Linked DNA regions of Homo sapiens: all the other regions are linked to region 2. Evidence: read pairs that join two places in POLR2A ChIA-PET (ENCODE). Cell type or tissue: GM12878. All regions are shown on one strand. Region 1 overlaps MCTP1 (multiple C2 and transmembrane domain containing 1). Region 2 overlaps MCTP1 (multiple C2 and transmembrane domain containing 1). Region 3 has its middle 240 kb from the start of NR2F1-AS1. Region 4 overlaps MCTP1 (multiple C2 and transmembrane domain containing 1).

Region 1 (5,000 bases), 170 kb after region 2:
TTTACAAAAGCTTTTTGGCTATCATGCATCTAACTGTACCACCCAAAACAGATTTTCTCAAAAAGGGGAGAAAAAACTTGGTCTCACATCTCACTGTTACACAAACGTAACATTTGGTCTCGTAGAAGAAACATTAAAAAGGCCATTGAGCCCTCCAGTGGCAAAATTCTGAAAATGTTATGATGCACATCTAAGCACCCTGGAGAAATCTCCTGAAGACGCGCAGAAACAGAATAGGCAGTCTTAAATCAGTTTAGGCTTTGGGGGTTTTCAAGTTCCTAAACTTTCTATGACCACAATTAGCCCAAATTATGACAGTGATCATTGTCCGAGCACTCAATTTTCTGGAAAAATCTCTTCCAGGTAATGCCTTAATGGAAAAGCCCTCTCAAATTTATTTCTGTGCTTTAAGGTTTATTTATTTTGACAGCTGTAGATTTTAATAAAGAGTTTAATTAAAGATGTTGCCACCAGACATATCTGATGAGTCTAGTTCTGGGGATGAATTATAAGACTTGTGAAAATCAAACAAAACAGAAACAGGAGTCATTCCTAGAGGTCTGTAATTGAAGACTAAATGTCTTAATTCAGAGGCTACCTGGCTTGGGTTAAAGATGTTCAATGACTTTGCTAATTATTTTCTCTTGATATAGGTATTTTCCAGTATTAAGTTACAGAAACTCCTGGGTACATGTTTACTACTCTCTTCTTTGCTTTTCTAATTTCTAAAGGACTGAGAGGGTGGAAAGAGGTGAGGGTCACTTGCTTTTGATAGTTGATTAGGACAGATGATCTCTCTTCCTATGAGGCTCTTCATTTTATTATACCACTGTATCTCTCTCCTCACACTTTTTCTAACATTTTCTTCTTCACATTTTTAATTTTTTTATTATGTCAAATTGAAGATTTCTTACATATGTTATTACACATTTTTATCCAATTTTTCCTCCTCATGAAATTTTGAGTCATAAAGTTTTCTATATGGGTTAACGATTCTACAAAGGTTGGAAATATACTATGATCTCATCTGTATTATTATTCTTTGCATTGGCATTTAAACTTTTATAATATATATTTATTTACATACAAATTTCATAATTTTTATAACTGTATATGTATTGAAAACATATAATGTTCTTCATATAGTTAACTAGCGAAATCAGTATCTCTTAATGTTTGTACAATTTGCCTATTTCTATTTAATTTTTTGGAATTCAACATTTGACATAAAAATAACATAAGGCTATTTTCATTTTAGGTTATATCTACAATGCTTACCTGCATTTAAAAGCTGATATTCAGATACTGACCTTAAGTTTGAGAATCATGCCTTGCACACATAAGAGATGTAGTAGTATAGATTAGATATGATGCTAACCTGGTGTTCACACGCAAGTTCAGGGATGGCAGAAACAAAGTGAAGGTGGGCATTTGCTCTTGAGCTTTCAAAGGCTGAGAACTTCTCAAGGTTTGGGTGGAGCAGTGAGGCCAAGGCTGAACTTCAATCCATCCCTAAGCCCTTGACAGTAATTTCTGGTCTGCTTCTGTTCCCCTCACTGCACTATGGACCTTTTGAGGGTAGATGCTTTACCTTATTTGTCTAGGATAGTGTTTGACAAATAGTGAATATTCAACAGACTTTTAAAAATATTCAGCAAACATATCTATCAAATCAGTGCAGGCTTATTTTTGTGAGATCTTTGTTAGGTGTGTATAGGCTGGCAGGTTTAAAACTTGGTCATGTACACTGAAGTCTTAGCAGTGTGCCATTTTAGGTTTAATCTAAACATTCCTCTACCTTTAGAATCTCTTATCTTCCTTTTATTATCCACATTCTTTTCATACTTACAGCTTAAATTCTGACTAGTTAAATCCTCGTATTTCCTTTTTTGTTGTCTTCTCTCTCTCTCTCCCTCTCTCTCTCCACCCACCTCTTTTCTTCATTTTAATTGAGAGAGACTACATATTAGAAAATATCCTAGTAGGATATTTTATACTATAAAATTATTTACCATCTTTTATTCTAAACCAACCAGAGATTCTAATTTTGGGGGGTACTTTGTTTTAAATTCATTTATTTTTATGAAACCTTATTGAGCACATACTATATAATAAGGTATTGCTCTAGGTACAGTTATAACTATTGAAATCTAGCTTTATTAGGAAAAGAAACTTTTAATTAGCCAAATATCTTCTCTATTATTATCCTTCATATTCAGTAAACCCTATCCATGTGGGAAATGTGCATCCAAAACATTGACATCAGTCTTTCCACACAAGTCAAGATCTTTCTCACATCTCAGTATGGCAGCTGCTTTGCAGGACAATGTCATATTTGTAACTCAACTTATGGTCTCTAAAATGAGGATAATGCCATTATTTTTAGAACATTAAGAAGTCTGCATAGGAAGATAACTGTACAACTCATTTCCTTTAAACCATAGCAGCTTGAAAAACACATAGACTTGGAGATTCCTCTGAATTCACAAGAGCCAGAAGTTTTAAACTACACCTAGAGCCTCATCCTGCTAAAGCTTAGCCAATATTTTAGTGGGGGAAAGCATCTCAAAGACCACATTATTCTTACATTAGGCTGTTAGCAATTTCATAACATTTATACCATATTTCTATTTGCTCAAAGTTCTCCCTCAGAACATAGTGCTCCTGCAAACTTCTGAAGTAATTTTCCCCAATTAAATTCCTAAGAAAATTGAAATCCTTCAAATTTTAGTAGCTGTAAAACTCCATTTACACTGGCATTACAGTCTATTTCTACCTGGCAGCAACATTCATCAAACACCTACATGCTACTGTATAGAAATGAGTCACTTCCCCTTCTGGGGGAGATTTAAAGCACAATTCCGCAAAGCAAAATAGTCTGAAAAGCTAGAAAGTTACATGCTTTCCAAAAAAGGAAACACTGAACCACAGTCTCTCACTGAGTGAAAATAGGCAAAGAAAATAAAAATATAAAATGAGTATAAAGTTTAATGAACGTCAACACCTTTATGAATCAAAACGCCTATGCAAAGGCTTAGTGAGAAAAAAAGTCCTCAGAGAAATGCTTATCATCATTTCATTCAAATGAAGTGGTCCTCCTTATTCATTTAAAACTAACAACCTTGTAGCTATTTTTAACTAAGAAATGAATAGATTTATCTTCTAACCAACAAAAACTAGATTGATTTATCTAGTTTGTTACATTTTTCTTTACCTTTTTTCCCTTTTGTGTTTCCTACTTATTTCTGGCGAGGGATTACTAAAAAGAGAGAAATAAAAATACAAAGTGGAAAACTATTATCCAAACTCAGTCATTTGGAAATTTGAGATTCTGAAAATTTTCTAATGGTTGGCATCTTTTTAAAGGTCACTTTTTGAACAAGAGCCCTCAAATACAAAATTGTGAGATGCAATAAGAGAATATTCTATTGGAAGTAATAATAAATTTTATATTTCTGGCCTTATTTGTAATAACATAAAAGTAGAAACAGCCCAAAGGTCCATTAACAGGTGAATGCATAAACAAATTGAAGTATATCTGTACGTTGGAATACTACTCAGCAAGAAAAAAGAATGAACTATTAAATGCCATGAATAAATCTTAAAATTATTACACTGAGTGATAAAAATCCAAACTTCCTAATAAAAAGGACGTATACTTTTTCATCTCACTTATATAAAATTCTAGGAATTGAAAATTAAATCTAGGTGACATAAGTCAGATCAGTGGTAGCCTAGGGAAAGGGATGAAGGCAGAGAGAGATTAAAGGGGAGCACAAGGAAATTTTCTAGAGCCATCAAAATGTTTGTTATCTTGATGTGGTGATGATTTTACATGGATGTACACGTCACAATTCATTAAGCTGTGTACTTTTAACATGTGAAATTGTCTGATAATTATGCTGCAATAAACCTGTTTTTAAAAACTATCTGCTCATAAAATGCCACCCCCATAAAAAGTCACTAAAGGTCCTGTGAAAATTAGAACTTCCACTATTTAGGACATGTGAATCCATAAGCAAGATGAATCCCAGCACTAGGAGGGACACAGAGACATGACATGAGGACCCTGACTTCCTCTTAAGACTGTGATACAAGGGAAATTTGGCTTTGTTAGACATCTGTCTCTGATGATGTGATCAGGACAAACTACGAAAGTAACGGATAAGTAGAATTCACAGAAAATTCCCAATGATAAGAAAAGATGAGACTGATTTAAAATAGAAAAAAAGAGGGAAATATAAAATTGGAAAAATATAAGTTTTCAGACCCAGAACAATAGATGGCATACATCTGTGGTTTTAGAAAGAAGGAGAACAAATGAGGTGAGTCCAGTTAGAAGAAGTGATATTTGGGCTGAGACTTAAAGAGGAGAAAGAGGTAGACATGTGAGGAAAAAGAGGGACGTTCAGCACTCTGAAAAGAGTCATCACGGAACCTGGGGAACCACAGCATGAATGGAGCATAGAGTCTGAGGAAGTAGTGTTGAGAAATAAGATAGGTAGGAGCCAGACCACAAAGGGTCTAATATGTCATTACAGGGATGTTAGACTTTGTCCTGAGAGCAATGAGGAATCAGTGACATTTTAAGAAAGCAGGAGAAAAGAAAATTCTGGCTCTAGTTGGAGAACACGTTAGATAAGACAAAACTGGAGAGAGAGACACCATTTTAGTAATCCACTCGAGATGACAGGGACTGAAAACCAAGGTTGCTTCTGAATAAAAAGGTGAACGAGTCCAAGAGATATTAAAAAGGTAAGATGGGAAGAATTTGGTGATGGATTGGAAGTGGCAAGCAGGGAAAGTTAAGACTAAGTTAAATAAAGAGATGAATGAATAAAGAATGAGAACTAAACAAGATGGCCAGCTTTCTGTCTTGGGCAACCAAGACAATGGTGATACCATTTACTGTAAGAGGAAACACAGAGAGTATTCGAAGACGATTCTCCACTGGTGCCTCGCCTTTCACATATTGACACTAACTGGATGCCGGTGTTCTA
Region 2 (5,000 bases):
CAGAACTATTATATGATCCAGCAATCTCACTACTGGGTATATATCCAAAGGAAATGAAATCAGTGTGTCAAAGGGATATCTGTTTATTGCAGTACTATTTACAATCGCCAAGACATGAAATCAACCTAAGTGTCCGTCAACAGATAAACTTATAAAGAAAATTTAATATATATACATACATAATGGAATACTTTTCAGTTATAAAAAAGAATGAAATCCTGTCATTTGTGACAAGATGGACAAACCTGGAGGGCATTATATTAAGTAAAATAAGTCAGACACAGAAAAACAAATATTGCATGATCTCACTTATGTGTGGAATCTAAAAAGTTGATCCCATAGAAAGTGCAGTGGGGACCGGGGGCGGAGCGGGGATGGTTTTGAAATGAAACTGTTCCACCTCAGATCATCAGGCATTAGATGCTCGTAAATAATGTGCGATCTAGATCCCTCACATGCGCAGTTCACAATAGGGTTCGCACTTCTATGAGAATCTACGGCCGCTGTTGATCTGACAGGAGGCGGAGCTTAGGGGTAATTCTCTCTCACTGACCATTCACCTCTTGCTGTGCTGCCCCGTTCCTGAGAGACCATGGACCGGTACCAATCCAAGGCCTGGGATGGGGGACTCTTGAAGTAGAGAGGAGAATAGTGGTTACCAGATGCTGGGGAGGGGTGGGAGTGGGGGGATCGGAAGAGGCTGGTTAATGGATACAAAGTTATACACAGCTGGAATAACTTCTGGAATTCTATTGCACAGCAGGGTGAGTATAATTAACAATAATGTATCATATATTTCAAAATATCGAAAGGAGGGGATTTTGAATGTTCTCACCACAAAGAAGTGACAAATATTTGGGGTTATGCATTAGCTAATTACCCTGATTTGATCATTACACAATGCATACATGTATTGAAACCTCACATTCTATCACGTAAATGTGTGTAATGATTATGTGTCAAAAATAAAATACAACATGAAAATAAATGATTTAGAAATGAAAAAATTGGCATTATTCATAGATTGTCTCTATAGAAAATCCAAAGGGATTTACAACTAATATATTAAAAGAATAAATAGAAAAATACAATTTCTAAACAGAAATAAACTAAGATACATTTACTATTAACCTACAAAATATACTTATATTTTTAAATATTTTAAATATATATTTTGTTAGGACATACTTCAATGTTTTTAAAATTAGTTTAATTGATGAATAATAATTGTATGTATTTATGGGATACACAGTGATGTTTTGATCTACATATACACTGTGGAAAGATTCAGTCAAACTAAGCTTTCCATCACCTCACTAACCTATCTTTTTTGTGGTGAGAATATTAAAAATTTATTCCTTTGACAATTTGGAAATATACAATACATTATTATTAATGTCACTATGCAGTGCAATAGATCACTACAACTTATTCCTCCTAACTGAAAATTTGTACTTTTCATCAACATCGACCCTTTCCCCATCCCTCTGGCACCCTCCTCTCAGTCTCTGGTAACCACTTTTCCACTCTCTGTCAAACAATCTATTTCTTAAACTAAATTTGAAATATAAATCATTAAATTAACTTGATCTTTCAACAAGGTCGTTCTTTTTTGATAAAGAAAGAGAGGCAATTATTCTATTCTATTAAATTTATCATTATCCTATTTAAATCAAGTTAAAATTAATACTTTATTCAGCAAGAATAGAAAATGAACCAAGACACATTTGACTCCAAATTTCTCAAGGGCAAGATAATGTCTTGGGTAGGGTTTTCTCTAAGAAATATCCAATGAGAGAAAATAGATTTGATTCACAGAGGAGAAAGAGAGAGACAGAGAGAAGAGAGGAGACAGAGAAAGAGAGTCAGAGTTGGTGGGGTATGAAGATATGTTAATAGAAGGGTAAAATACTTAATTCCAACAGACAGTAAACATAGGAATCTGATCACAATTATTTTTAAAAAGGAAATGAAAACAAAACAAAACCAAAACCCAGGGACAGTCTAGTCTAATACGTCAACTTCCTCAGAGGCAGATGACAGATGTGAAGATACCTTGCAGCTTTATGGGTTAATTTTCTATAGTGTCTAACACTCTGGGACACTTGGGGAACAGTAAATGTTTTAAGCTGTCAAGGACCTGATTGGCCGGGATCTGTTTTCTACTTAGTTCACTTCCATTTCCTTTGCTGTTCCCAGTAGCTTTCTCCATGTCGGTTTGCATTACTATGGTTTTCACAATTCGGTCAAAAAATAAAGCTTTTATGCCTAATTAAACACCGAGCTAACACACTTTGTCAGTCATTTCCACTTTGAAACTTACGTTTACTGCATTTAGTCTGTCCTTTCCAATCTTACCATACAGGGTCTGCCAAAGAAATTATAAAAATTTTACGTAATATTGTACCTAGGGACATTATTTAATATCAATAGTAGTTTTTTATAGCTAAAAGCGAATTAGGCTTAGTTCCAGGGGAAGATTGTGAGCAGGTATCTTTTTTTTTTTTTTTTTCCTTTCCTGAGAGAAGCTGTGAAACAACAGAACAGCCTGTGCTACATACGTAATTAAAACAGATGTTCTCAATCTTAATTTTTATAGCTAATTATGACAGCCAAAGAAATGTGCTTGTCTTTTGTAGAGCCACATATTTTCTCTCAAATGTGCCCTATTTTTCTCCTCACCCACTATGACTGCTCAGAAACAAAGGGTGGGGTGATGGTGAGTTACAATGCAGCTGCAAGGACTGTCAAATTATTGGTAAGTCAGGGAGTGGAAACAGTGATGAGTGAAATTGACCATAAACTATCTACATAGCATAAACATTTGTACGTACTCCTAACTTTGCAGATGACAGTTTTCATTGGGGTCTTTCATGACAGAAGCCAAGTTTATTGTATCAAACATAATAAAGTAATTCAAACATAATAAAGTAACTGCTTACAAGCACCTTTCCTTTGTCAACCCAGCCTTTGGGAGCATAGCATTTTTTTTTTTTTTCAGAATAACATACAGTGTACAGAAATATGCTACATTTTGATGACACAGGCCAGGTGACTTACCCGCAAGGGTGCAGAATCTGATATGCTTGTCTATGTATGTGTGTGAAAATAGAAAGCATACAAGTATAACGAAGGCACCCGTTCTCAGAGCACACTCTTCTTTGAGCTCCTTGTCCTTAGGCTCACAGGGATGTCAAGTTGGGGTGCTTCAGACACAAAAACAAATGACCCTTCTGCCCTTTTTTTTTTTTTTTTGAGACAAAGTCTTGCTTTGTCGCCCAGGCTGGAGTGCAGTGGTGCAATCTCTGCTCACTGCAAGCTCTGCCTCCCGGGTTCAAGCTATTCTCCTGCCTCAGCCTCCTGAGTAGCTGGGACTACAGGCACCCACTACCACGCCCGGCTATTTTTTTTATTTTTATTTTTAGTAGAGATGGGGTTTCACCGTGTTAGCCAGGATGGTCTTGATCTCCTGACCTTGTGATCCACCCACCTCAGCCTCCCAAAGTGCTGGGATTACAAGCGAGAGCCATCGTGCCCGGCCGACCCTCCCTTTCTGTAAGTGCTGCCAGCAGCTTGGAAATTACAAACTTTAGAAACCACAATAGGGGAAGAACTATCTTCCTGTTTGTGGTGGAGTCTGGAATTTTCCCGCCCTTGTCAAGGCACTCTGTTGTGTTGTTATCTAGGTTCTCTCCTTACCCATCTATCAGCACCAGGTCCATGGAAGGCCTACTAGGCCAAAGTCCCAGGCCACATCTGCAGTCAGGCTACCCTGAGCCCAGCTTGCCTCTCACCCTCTGAGGAAGGAGCAGGAGCTGCAGTGTTGCTGCTGGCAGTGTCCCTGCTTTCTGCAGCCTCAGCACTGCTGAGTGCAACACCTTGCACTTGAGTGCAACACCTGCTCCAGCCTCCTCTAGTTCTCTTCTTGTCAACGGGGTTCCAATTCTGCAGTACAGATTGGGGGATACCTTTAGGGACCTCCAAACCTCTCAGCTTCCACAGCCACTCTGATTCCTTCATAATTGCTCTCAACACTCTGAGAACTGTTTCAAACCCAGTCCATTAAAAACCATTCTGTATGCTGGCCCAGTTCCTCTCAGCAAAGCCCAGTGTGGTCTGATCCAAATCCAAGCACTACTCCTGTCTGCTCTGCCTTGGGAAGTTGCCCTGTACTGCCTTGGCCCAGAGAGCAACACTCAGGAACTCAGCAACTACCTACCAGACTTTGGCCATGTGTGAGACTGGGGCAGACTGTCTAGAGAGAGGAGTACAAAGGCAGTCCCAGCTGCGGCTTGGTGAATTCATCCCGCAGTAGTTCCATAGCCTAAGAGGGATTGCAGAGGTAGGAACAACAAAGTTTAAGAAGCAGATAAAGCTCATTCTGATCTTAACTAGGGACTATGTGGGAGGGGCTGACTTGGTTAAGGTGGTTGGGAGAGTTGGGAGAAGAGTCTGGCATCTCTCAGTGGGGAGGTGGCAATGTATTGGTTCAAGGGAAGTTCCGTGGGATTAGGGTACCATGGGATGAACCTGTTCCCAAGATGAGGAGGCAGGAAATCAGAGCCAAGCCAAATGGACTGGAACAAAGGGGAAGCGAGAGGAAGGGTGTTCATCCCTGGAGAGAAATGTTGAACAAAGCACATCTGAGCAGCAATTCACATACAGAGCATACTTGTGAAGGCTAACTGTGAAGGCTAACCAGGAAGGCTGTAGCCACAGGGATCCTCAGCTAACCTGGGCATACCTATGACACCAGATCCGGAGCCTGAGGCAGCACGTGCAGCCCAAGAGCGTCTGTCTGAGGTACCCGCTGGCTTCGTAGTCACTGATTAGGAGACAGGCTGGATCAGAATCTTCTGGAGAATTTTGGTGCTGCCAGATGCTGTGCTGGGTACTTTACATACATTTTCTCTAATCCTCACAAACTTTCAAACAGCGGGGAAACAAAAAGTAACTCTACATATCCTTGGTCTCAGCTTAAAAGTCACTTTCTCACAGAG
Region 3 (5,000 bases), 1.7 Mb before region 2:
TTGTTTTAAGAATATTGTCAAGATGAATAAATCCAATGCTCTTTAGTATCCTAAAATAGACTAAATGCAACTAAAGAAAACCACATGGAGGCTGACCCACCTGAGTGCAAGTATCAGCATTGGCTGGAATCTTCTCACTACCATAGATCACCCTCCCACCATCAGAGCATCTAGGGTATCAAGCACAGCCTCATACCACTGAATAATGTGCATTTGCCTGCTATTCATCCTTTATTGGGAACCAGCCCCAGAGCTGAGATACTTCTTCCCCAATTTGAGTCCCAGCTCTCCTAGTTTCCTCTCCTTCTCCATCACGCTCACATTACATGATGTGAAAACAAGAAGGAAATTTCCTACAGTAAAAGTTACCCAGAAAATGAAATTTTCTCCCTCGTAGGGCAGCCAGCTCCCATATCATTGGAGATGCCCACGGAGGACACTGAGTGGAAGAATGGGCTCCCTGTGACAACACAGTGGTGGATACCACTTACTGAGCACAGTCTTCTTGTGTATCACTTAATACACATCAACACTACCTCTCCAAAGCTAGTGCTATTATCTCCATTTTACAGATAAAATCAAAACTAAAAAAGGTTACTAGCTTTACCCAGCAAGGAAAGTTATCTAGCTTAACAACATGCCCCTGAGAGCCTAGCTCCCAAGCCACACAGCTCCTTGCACCCTCACACAAATACACACAACAGCCTATGGGAGCCCAGGAGAGGCTCTCCCCAGGCTGGCATCATTCCAAGGCTCAAGAATGAGTGCCAATGGTTGTTTAAACGACAAGATTATTTTCAATGGAGATGTTACCACAAGAAAGCAAACTCCTATCTAAGGGCTTGCATTTTCACCTTCTGCATGCCTATGGACACCAAAATAAAGCAAACGAGACTTTGTTTTTAACATTTATTTAAGGTCTGCCTGTGCCAGATATTTCATGCACATTTTTCTCATTACTGGTTGATAACCCCATGAAGCAATCGGGGCTGAAAGCAGAAGCCACTGCTGAAAATTACCCAGAACACCCCGAGGCTCCATGCCTGCCTCCCTGGCCCCAATGCACATGGTGTTTCCACCACTCTGTGCTGCCCGGGAACTACATACGAACCCTTGCAGAATTTGTTTTTCAGGAATTTGGAAAATATCAAGGTTGAATCTGCCTCTTTTCTGAGCTCTTTATTTCCCCATCTAAACATTTCCTCTACAGCATCTTTCCTTTCACTGGCCAAAATATGGTCTTGAAATTTATTCTATCGCTAGTCATATGTATTGAGTAAAGTGCTGCATCCAGTTATAAAGGAGAGCCCTTAATTTTAAAAGCAGACAATAGAGTATTTTATCCTTCTCTTATTTTCTTTTTTTTTTTTTTTTTTTGAGACGGAGTCTCGCTCTGTCGCCCAGGCCGGACTGCGGACTGCAGTGGCGCAATCTCGGCTCACTGCAAGCTCCGCCTCCCGGGTTCACGCCATTCTCCTGCCTCAGCCTCCCGAGTAGCTGGGACTACAGGCGCCCGCCACCGCGCCCGGCTAATTTTTTGTATTTTTAGTAGAGACGGGGTTTCACCTTGTTAGCCAGGATGGTCTCGATCTCCTGACCTCATGATCCACCCGCCTCGGCCTCCCAAAGTGCTGGGATTACAGGCGTGAGCCACCGCGCCCGGCCCCTTCTCTTATTTTCAAAGAGCAAAATTTAAATTCTTTTTTTTTTTTTTTTGGCTTTCCTTTAAAAGTGTTGGATATTTGTTTCCCCACCGCAGCCCCCTGGATTGAAGGAGTTACTCTTTGAAGGCAACAAGCCTGTAGGCTGAGTTAATGATTAGACCCACATCCTTGCCCAAAAGGAAACTAAATCAGAACAAGATCAACCAGAGAAGGCTGAAGAAAATTAATAGGTGGCCAAAAACCTTATAAAAAGAAAACATGGGAAGTTTGCTGCAGAAAGGCAGCCTCTGGCAGCCACTGTCAGAGTGGGAAGAAACACAAAATATCCTGTCCCTCCCCTTTCTTTGTCGAAGTGCTCATTTGTCCTTTCTCCGCTATTTCATAAGCATTTACATCAATTTTCACAGGCTTTCAGCTCCAATTTAGATGGTAGTTCCTCAACAACAGAATGAAGATCTCCAATGTCTTCTTCATCCTTCCACAGCACTCTGTACACAAGGTGGTTTTCAATAAATATTTTCAGGCCAGGCACGGTGGTGATGCACACCTGTAGTCCCAGCTACTTAGGCTGATGCAGGAGGAAACTTGAGCCCAGGAGTTCCAGGCTTCAGTGAGCGATGATCACACCACTGCACTCCAGCTAGGGTGGCAGACTGAGACCCTGAATCTAAAAATAAAAATTAAAAAATAAAAAATAGAGTCAATAAATATTTTCGAACTCAGATATAAGAAGTATGAGTAAAAATCCTTGGATGAAATATGCAATTTTTTTCTTTCTTCTAAAGTCCAGACAGAAAATAACTGTCTGTTGGTTTCAATTCTGAGCTGAGCTCAGCTGAGGATGCTGACTGCATGGCCCCACTGCGTAGGAGGCACTCCAGACCTGGGTGTCCCTCTCAGGTGCTTAAGACCTAGCTCCCACCACCTCCCCTACAAAGAGGCCAACAACAGTGCATGTCCTTTTAAGCCTAGAGTGCGTTTTCTCAAAGCTGCATATCTTGTCAAAATTGTTTGCCCACATCACTGCAATCTGTGTGCAGGGAAGCCTGAAACAAGTCCGTGTTGGGAAAGCAACAGAAAGTACAAGAGGTTCTGAAATTCATAAGCCTGGGAAAGCAGTGATTCAGAGAGAAACTGCTCTTCTCGGTTCTTCCAAATTGAAAAGCACTCGAGGCAAAAGAGCAGCTGCTGCCTCTCTGGGCTGGTTGGTATTGACCTTACTTGACCTTTTACCTGCTGTTTGATTTGGGCCTCCAGCTAGACCAGGAAAGTACAGCTCCCCGTTCCTGGCACCCCCATGACCAAGTTTGCCTTACACATCTCTCCTCCTTTCCGCAGGAGTACACCCGGGAAGCCACATGGCAGAGAGACAGCCAGGAAGTCAGGTGAGAGGAGTTGCTTTACCAAAGAGTTAACCCCAAAGCAGTTATCCCAGCCCTACTTCCTTTCCCATTCCACTAATCTGCTCGCTTCTCATCCTTTACATTTTATAGTCTTCAGTTCCAATTACAGGTGATTAATAATTAAGTGATTGTTAATTCTTTTCTACCTTCTGGAAGTCATGATAATTTGAACAATGATGATACAGTCATAGCCTGAAAGAGAAGGAGGGAAGAATATCACAGAGTTTTCTTTCCTGTGTAAAAGTGATAGTATCTGCAAATGAAATGGGTGTTTATTCATGGTCTTAAGTCTATAAACATTTTATTTTATTTCAAATTGCTTTTTCTTCCTTATTTCTCAGGTTCCCTCCATATTCTCAAACCACTGGGAGGAGAAAAAAATCAACATTGCCATTGAGGGGTTGTGAGCTTCCTTAACTCCAGCTATTCAACTTACATATTTACTTGTCAGTAAATTCAAATTCAAATAAGCCTATAGTTACTGGGTAGAAGAAAGTGTGCCCCATCACTCAAAGTACTCATGATGTGTGAAACATTTTAAAGACCAATTGAGCTAATATATGTTTTCACTTTGACCCAGAGTAAGTTGAGCCAGTCATTAATGGATGACATGCGGTTAAAGCCAACCCAAAAGATCTGAGTCAAAGAATGTTCTTCTTTGACGTTGCTCTTGACTTCTCAGAGTTTGTATAACTAAATCCTTCATGAAAAACAGTGACTCTGCATGATGTGTATGTATGTACAGCCACGTGAAGAGTGCCAAGAATATTCCTATTTTAAAACAATTCTAAGAACTGGCAAGTAGAGAAACCTTCACTAACCATCTCCACCCCACACCAATTACTCTCTTTGTATTCCTTCAAAGTCATTTGAACTACATTATCCTATTTGTATTGGCTGCTCCATTTTCCCTAACATAAGTTTTATATATACAGCTGGATTTTAAGCCCCTTAAAGAGGAGCCCTTTCTTTACGGTAGACACTCAACAGACACTTGGGAATATACAAGTGAACAAATGCCTAATTCAGACAAAGTCCCATTTATAAGGACTAATGAAGCTTTCTTTCTCCTACCTACCTCCTTCCCTCCTACCAACAATGTTCTTTGGAATTCCAAGGTTCTGCAAGCCTGGGAGAATGTGTTTGTGCAGACATCCAAGTTCACTCCATAGCAGGGATCTAGGCAAGGATCAGGTAAACCTGAAGGGCACCCTCCTTCACCCTTCTTCTTGGCATGTGTTGACTAATTAGTGGTCAGTAACAAATGAATGCCTAGCTTGGATCCCTTTTGTAAATACTGTTACCACTGTGTAAAGCTTGCAGCACTTCGGAACTGACAAATGGATGATGATGTTTGTGAGCAAATAGATATTGTACTATTAATGATATAACTTGGAAACAAATATTTTCTATTAGTTCTCTTAAGCTCCCCAGTCAGTTTCATTGAAGAGTATTCTGAGATTGCAAAACAAACCACTTCTGTGTAAACCAATATTTTCTTGATACAGTATGGAGCAAGCAAAATAAAAAGGCAGAAATAAATTGGATTTTGCTATACGGCTGCCACTGTCACTCAGAGTCCTGGCTTTCAGATTTTTGATTTGTCACATAACAGCTTTATTGTTATCATTGACTAGCTGTAAAATAAGGAAAACATTAATTTAAATATTTTTAGCTGTATATTCAAGTTTTGTCGAAGATTTTATTTTTTTAACATCACTTTTTTAAAAAAAAATTAAACTGCTAGAATAAACCATCAATAGTGAAGGCAACGAGATCTCTCTCAGGAACTCACAGTGTTTTTAAGCAATCCACACATTTCATTTATTTATAGTCATTCAACAAATATTTTCCAGCACCTAAACAATGCCTGATGCAGCTCTAAATGCTGGGAAAATAACTGTGAATACGAGAATCAAATTCCTGACTGTGT
Region 4 (5,000 bases), 330 kb before region 2:
GCCAAGATTTTGAATTTGTGTCTCTACAGGCTGCATACTCTTACAATAAAAAAGCAGGAAAACCTCCTTACATGCCTTCAGTTATCTTTGTTGAATTTGATTTTTTTAGATATAAATAACCAAACTCTCTCAATGCAAGCCTGACACTGATAATGAGTATGTTTCAGATGGCAACAGGAAAACATACTACTGCTGTAATTAAATGCAAATTTTTTTTAGTGCATGCAGTATTAAAGTCGAGTTTAAGCCACTGAATGGGGGAAATCTAGAAGTTAAGTGGCTCAAAATGAATAATTTAAACCTGCTGAGTCAGGTTTTCCTAGTGAACAAGCTGCTACTTGGAGTAAATTTGGTGTGGTTGTAAGTGGCAGAAATTCAGGCTGTTGGATTTCATAATTTTAATATGAATAGAGACATTATTCCCAATACCTTAGCAATTTGTATGCAAAGTACGTAGAGCTTCATTGTGAGAGAAGCTCTGCTTCTGTTTATTTGGTCAGTCGGTCCATATTTCCGAGTGCCAACTGTGTGCAGAGTATAGCAGGCCAGGCTTTCGAAGAGATACTGGACTTTTATGCTCTTGAGGAGTTGAACAGACCCAGATGAAAATATTTCCAAATACTTGAGAATCCTGACTCTATTAACTTTGGGAAGACCTTCAACAAAGGAATGATTAATTGGGAAGGTGAGATTAATCAAAGAAGACTTCCTGGAGAAGGTGAGAACACAGGTTGCGGAAACACACAAATTATTGCATGAAGATGAGAAATCAAAGCACTGGATTAAAGCCAAGAATCCACAGCAAGGAGAATGAAGTTAGAGGAAGCTGGTGGGGAAGCTGTCAAGAGTCTTCATGACCAAGGGCACCTGCTCGGCCATCTTGGTAGCATCTCCTTCCTCCCTGGAGTGTGAAATGTTCACTATTCATCTGCAAACTGTGTGTAATGTGAGAGGACCTTTAGAAGTAAATTAGAGTCTTATTTATAACTCTGTTGTCAAAACTTATAATTTCACAGATATGTCATCGAAAATATTTGGCTTCTGGAAACACTCTCACATAGTGACCCTTGTAAATTAAAATTTCAAGTTAAAAAAAGGAAATGATGATTGCTCACAATAAGAAGTATAAAAATGGAACACTCGTTTATTCATTTCAAGCTGCACTTTCCTTCTTAGACTAAACAATGAGAGAAAACATGAAGAGACCCTCTGGTTTCTACCATTCAAACATTTATATCTGCTTTTGGTAAATAAAATGACTTGACTTCTCTTTTTGTGCCAATTATTATGGTGTTGAATTCAAGATAGAGTCCAATACAAAATCAATCTTGGATGACAAAAGAGGAAACAGGCAAGCTCCAGGACTCAGACCTGGCAGCTACTTTGGGAGGCTCTGCTAATGCTGCTAAGAGCATGATTTTAAAATTAACTTGTGGTCAGCTTCCTCTCAGATGCTTTAGTAATAATTAAATAATAGCAGCCCATGCCACCAAGGTAAGAACCTCGTCTAGCAAAAGTCACTAGTACCTTTTGGATGAGGAATTTCTGCCAAACAGCCTATAAGAGCAGAATTCTGGGATAGCAGAGGGGCAAATGCTTGCATGCGTTGAATTAGAATTCTACTCTGTGATTTACTGCTTGTGACTTTGCATGAATTCCTTAACCTCCCTAAACCTCAGTTTCCTCAGATGTGAGATTGGGGTTAACAGTGCTACCTATTTCTTAGGGTTGTTAGATGCCTCAAATGTAATGATCCAGTTAAAATGCTTAACCCAGTGCTTGGCTCATATCAGTGTTCCATAAATGTTAGTCCCTACTTTATTTCTAGAGTGTTTGAACGACACTGTATAAGCCATGAAGTGTAAGGCAAAATCTTTAGTGTCATTAAGGTAATAACATTATTAGGGTAAAACGGCTGGAAAGTGGAAGACTATAGGAAGAAATGATGCTCGAACCCATCTACTATAGCCCAATAGCAGAAAGTGAAAAAGAATGTATGTTTTTAAATTTTTTTAAATTTTCTATTATTATTTTTCTTATAGAGATGCGGTTTTGCCATGTTGCCCAGGCTGGTCTCAAACTCTCGGGTATAAGTGATCCTCCTGCCTCAGCCTCCCAAAGTACTGGGATTACAGGGGTGCACTGCCATGCCTGGCCAAGAATGTATATCTTTTTATCAGTTTTAAGTGTGTCCACTGATTTTTCCATCTTGGGCTTAGTGATACTAAGTAAATGAAGTACCATAGCTATCATTGTTTTGGTTAACAAAGTCAGAGCTGAGGCAGGAACTGTGGCTGCCTAACAGCCTTAGGTCAAACCCACAAGTGCTCCCTGGGTCTTAGAGCTTGCCTTGGAAAGAGAATCATGAGCTAATGATCCCAATTACTGCCTGTGAAAACCAACACCAAAGAAGAATGCATAGAAACTTCTAAAGCCTTTTTCTTTTTTTTTTTAATTTGACAGAATATCTCTTTGCTGTTTAAGGATTAACATTACATTTTTAACTGAAAAGAAATACAAAGAAAAGTACTATATTAAACTATCAAAACCACTGATTAACTTGAGGAAGTAAAGTCTATGTTCCTTCATGTCAGACTAAAGAAATTTCAATATATATCTTCTATCTATTGTGTACCTACTTCAGGCAATAATTCACTCATTGAAACTGTATTGAAAACCTATTATCTGCTAGGCTGGGGGAGATAACGAAAATGAATAATGCACAGTCCCTGCCTGTAAGGGAACAGGTTGGTAAACAAATCCTTAGGATACTATCTGATAAATTCTACAATAGAGGCATAAGAAAGGTGGGGAGATGACTAACCTAGAAGCACGGAAGACTTCATAGGGAAAATAAAATGTGATTTCCTAATCTACCAAAACAGAGCAATCAAGTACGAACATCTAATAAGAATCTAATGAAAACACTGATGTAACCCAATGTAAAAAAAAAAAAAAAAAAATCTGGGGGATTATTCACTGGCTTCTCACTCCTATTTTTCTATAAATGGGACGAAGCAAGAATTGGCTATACTAAAATTAACCTAAAAGCTGTATTTGGAGCAGTATTAAATGTTGAACTTATTAGCAAATCTGCAGGCTTATATTTCAATTCAATAAAAAAAAAAAAAGAGAGTCTATGATATGCCAAGCACTGACTCCATGCTAGAGAGAGGAAAAACACAGCAGAGAAGACAGAAATAAAAAAGGAAGCTTGCAGCCTCACGAAGGTGAGATAAGAGAGAAAGTGAAAAATGCTTTATGACAGGTGCCAACAAGGAGCTATCCGACACAAACGGAAACGCCTGCACAGGCCAGGCTGGGTGAGAGCATGGGGCCCATGGAGAGGGCATCCCAGTCATCATGGCCATGTTGGAATCCAGGCCCAATGTTGCCAGAACTTTCCGTCTTTCAAGAGAAGCTCAAAATCCACATTTTTTTTTTTTTTTTTTTTTTTTGAGATGGAGTCTCCCTCTGTCGCCCAGGCTCGAGTGCAGTGGCGCGATCTCGGCTCACTGCAAGCTCCGCCTTCCGGGTTCACGCCATTCTCCTGCCTCAGCCTCCCGAGTAGCTGGGACTACAGGCACCTGCCACCACACCCGGCTAATTTTTTGTATATTTTTAGTAGAGACGGGGTTTCACCATGTTAGCCAGGATGGTCTCGATCTTCTGACCTTGTGATCTGTCCACCTCGGTCTCCCAAAGTGCTAGGATTACAGGTGTGAGCCACTGTGCCCGGCCAAAATCCACATTTTTCCATGAGAGCTCTTGATTTTTCTTGTTCTTTTTCTGAGTCAGGATGTGGCTCCATCACCCAAGGTGGAGTGCAGTGGCACCATCACAGCTCACTGCAACCTCTGCTTCCCGGGCTCAAGTGATCCTCCCACCTCAGCTTCCGGAGTAGCTGGAACTACAGATGCACGCCACCACACCCAGCTAATGTTATTGTTTGTTTGTTTGTTTGTTTTGCCATGTTGCCCAGGCTGGTCTCTAACTCCTGGGCTGATCCGAAGTGATCCACCCACCTTGGCCTCCCAAAGTGCTCGGATTATAGGCGTGAGCCGTTGAGCTCAGCTTCTCCTGATTTTTGAAGACTGTTTTAAAATCCTGTCCACAGCTGAATTCAGCCCCTTAGCTGCCAGTTAGCAGCCTCTGTACTTCTAAAATGCACAGGGAGCAAGGAGCAAGAAGCATGGATAACGGACTAATTAGATGGACAGGGGATTTAGCACTGGATTCAAATCCTGCCCTGCTGGCGTTATGCAAACTTGGTCAAGTTCTGAAAATGGATCTCAGTTTTGGTTTCACTAACATTTTTTTTTTTGAGACAGAGTCTTGCTCTGTCACCCAGGCTGGAGTGCAGTGGTGCCATCTCAGCTCACTGCAACCTCTGTCTCCCAGGTTCAAGGGATTCTCACGCCTCAGCCTTCTGAGTAGCTGGGATTACAGGCGTGTGCCACCACACTGGGCTAATTTTTGTATTTTGTATTTTTAGTAGAGATGGGGCTTCTCCATGTTGGTCAGGCTGATCTCGAACTCCCAACCTCAGGTGATCCGCCCGTCTCGGCCTCCAACGTGCTGGGATTACAGGTGTGAGCCACCGCGCCCAGCCACCAATAGGTAGTTCTTGACTGGATTACATCCCGAGATTTGATACCAAGACTAAAACTGTGTTCAGCTCATTTCCCAAAATACAGTAAGGGGCTTTAACATTGGATTCAAATCCTGCCCTGCCTGTGCTGTGCAAACTTGGACAAGTCCAAGGGCACAGCCTTAACACAGCATTTCTTGTCAGATAACCATTGCTTTTAAGATGGTTGAAACAACAAGAGAAGGAAGACTCCAGAGTAGTCCTATGACATGCTCCCACCCACAGAGAGTAAGAATGTTTCCCAGCCACTTCTCATGACCATAGTTTTCTTACTGGATACGCCTGAGTGCAGCAAGGTCTAAGGGGAAGTTTAGGGCTTCAGGTTTGAGGACTTGCTTAATAATGCCTT

The links. ChIA-PET counts read pairs that join two places held together with the same protein. Peaks named below come from ENCODE experiments on the same cell type or tissue, not always from the same donor. Only the 100,000 strongest peaks of a DNase experiment are listed, where the experiment ranks them.
Region 1: POLR2A ChIA-PET joins it to region 2 with 12 read pairs; 1 of 35 experiments calls an interaction of 5 or more read pairs at or near these places.
Region 3: POLR2A ChIA-PET joins it to region 2 with 5 read pairs; 1 of 35 experiments calls an interaction of 5 or more read pairs at or near these places.
Region 4: POLR2A ChIA-PET joins it to region 2 with 8 read pairs; 2 of 35 experiments call an interaction of 5 or more read pairs at or near these places.

What each region holds. Positions count from the first base shown.
Region 1 is chr5:95,238,998-95,243,997 of GRCh38, forward strand. The region is part of intron 1 of MCTP1 (multiple C2 and transmembrane domain containing 1); the gene reads right to left. All of the region lies in intron 6 of LOC105379085 (a long non-coding RNA gene), which reads left to right. Among named protein-coding and RNA genes, the nearest start is that of MCTP1, 44 kb to the right of the region's middle. In GM12878, a CTCF peak has its summit at 166 (motif pointing left); DNase peaks (open chromatin) are centred at 149 and 2,844.
Region 2 is chr5:95,066,462-95,071,461 of GRCh38, forward strand. All of the region lies in intron 1 of MCTP1 (multiple C2 and transmembrane domain containing 1), which reads right to left. Among named protein-coding and RNA genes, the nearest start is that of MCTP1-AS1, 90 kb to the left of the region's middle. RefSeq lists an enhancer at 3,748-3,797. In GM12878, no CTCF peak of the experiment used is centred here; no DNase peak of the experiment used is centred here; H3K4me3 peaks cover 1,205 bases; H3K27ac peaks cover 2,751 bases.
Region 3 is chr5:93,340,087-93,345,086 of GRCh38, forward strand. No RefSeq gene overlaps it. Among named protein-coding and RNA genes, the nearest start is that of NR2F1-AS1, 240 kb to the right of the region's middle. In GM12878, no CTCF peak of the experiment used is centred here; DNase peaks (open chromatin) are centred at 2,635 and 3,605; H3K4me3 peaks cover 793 bases; H3K27ac peaks cover 606 bases.
Region 4 is chr5:94,740,198-94,745,197 of GRCh38, forward strand. All of the region lies in intron 19 of MCTP1 (multiple C2 and transmembrane domain containing 1), which reads right to left. Among named protein-coding and RNA genes, the nearest start is that of SLF1, 120 kb to the left of the region's middle. In GM12878, no CTCF peak of the experiment used is centred here; no DNase peak of the experiment used is centred here; H3K27ac peaks cover 356 bases.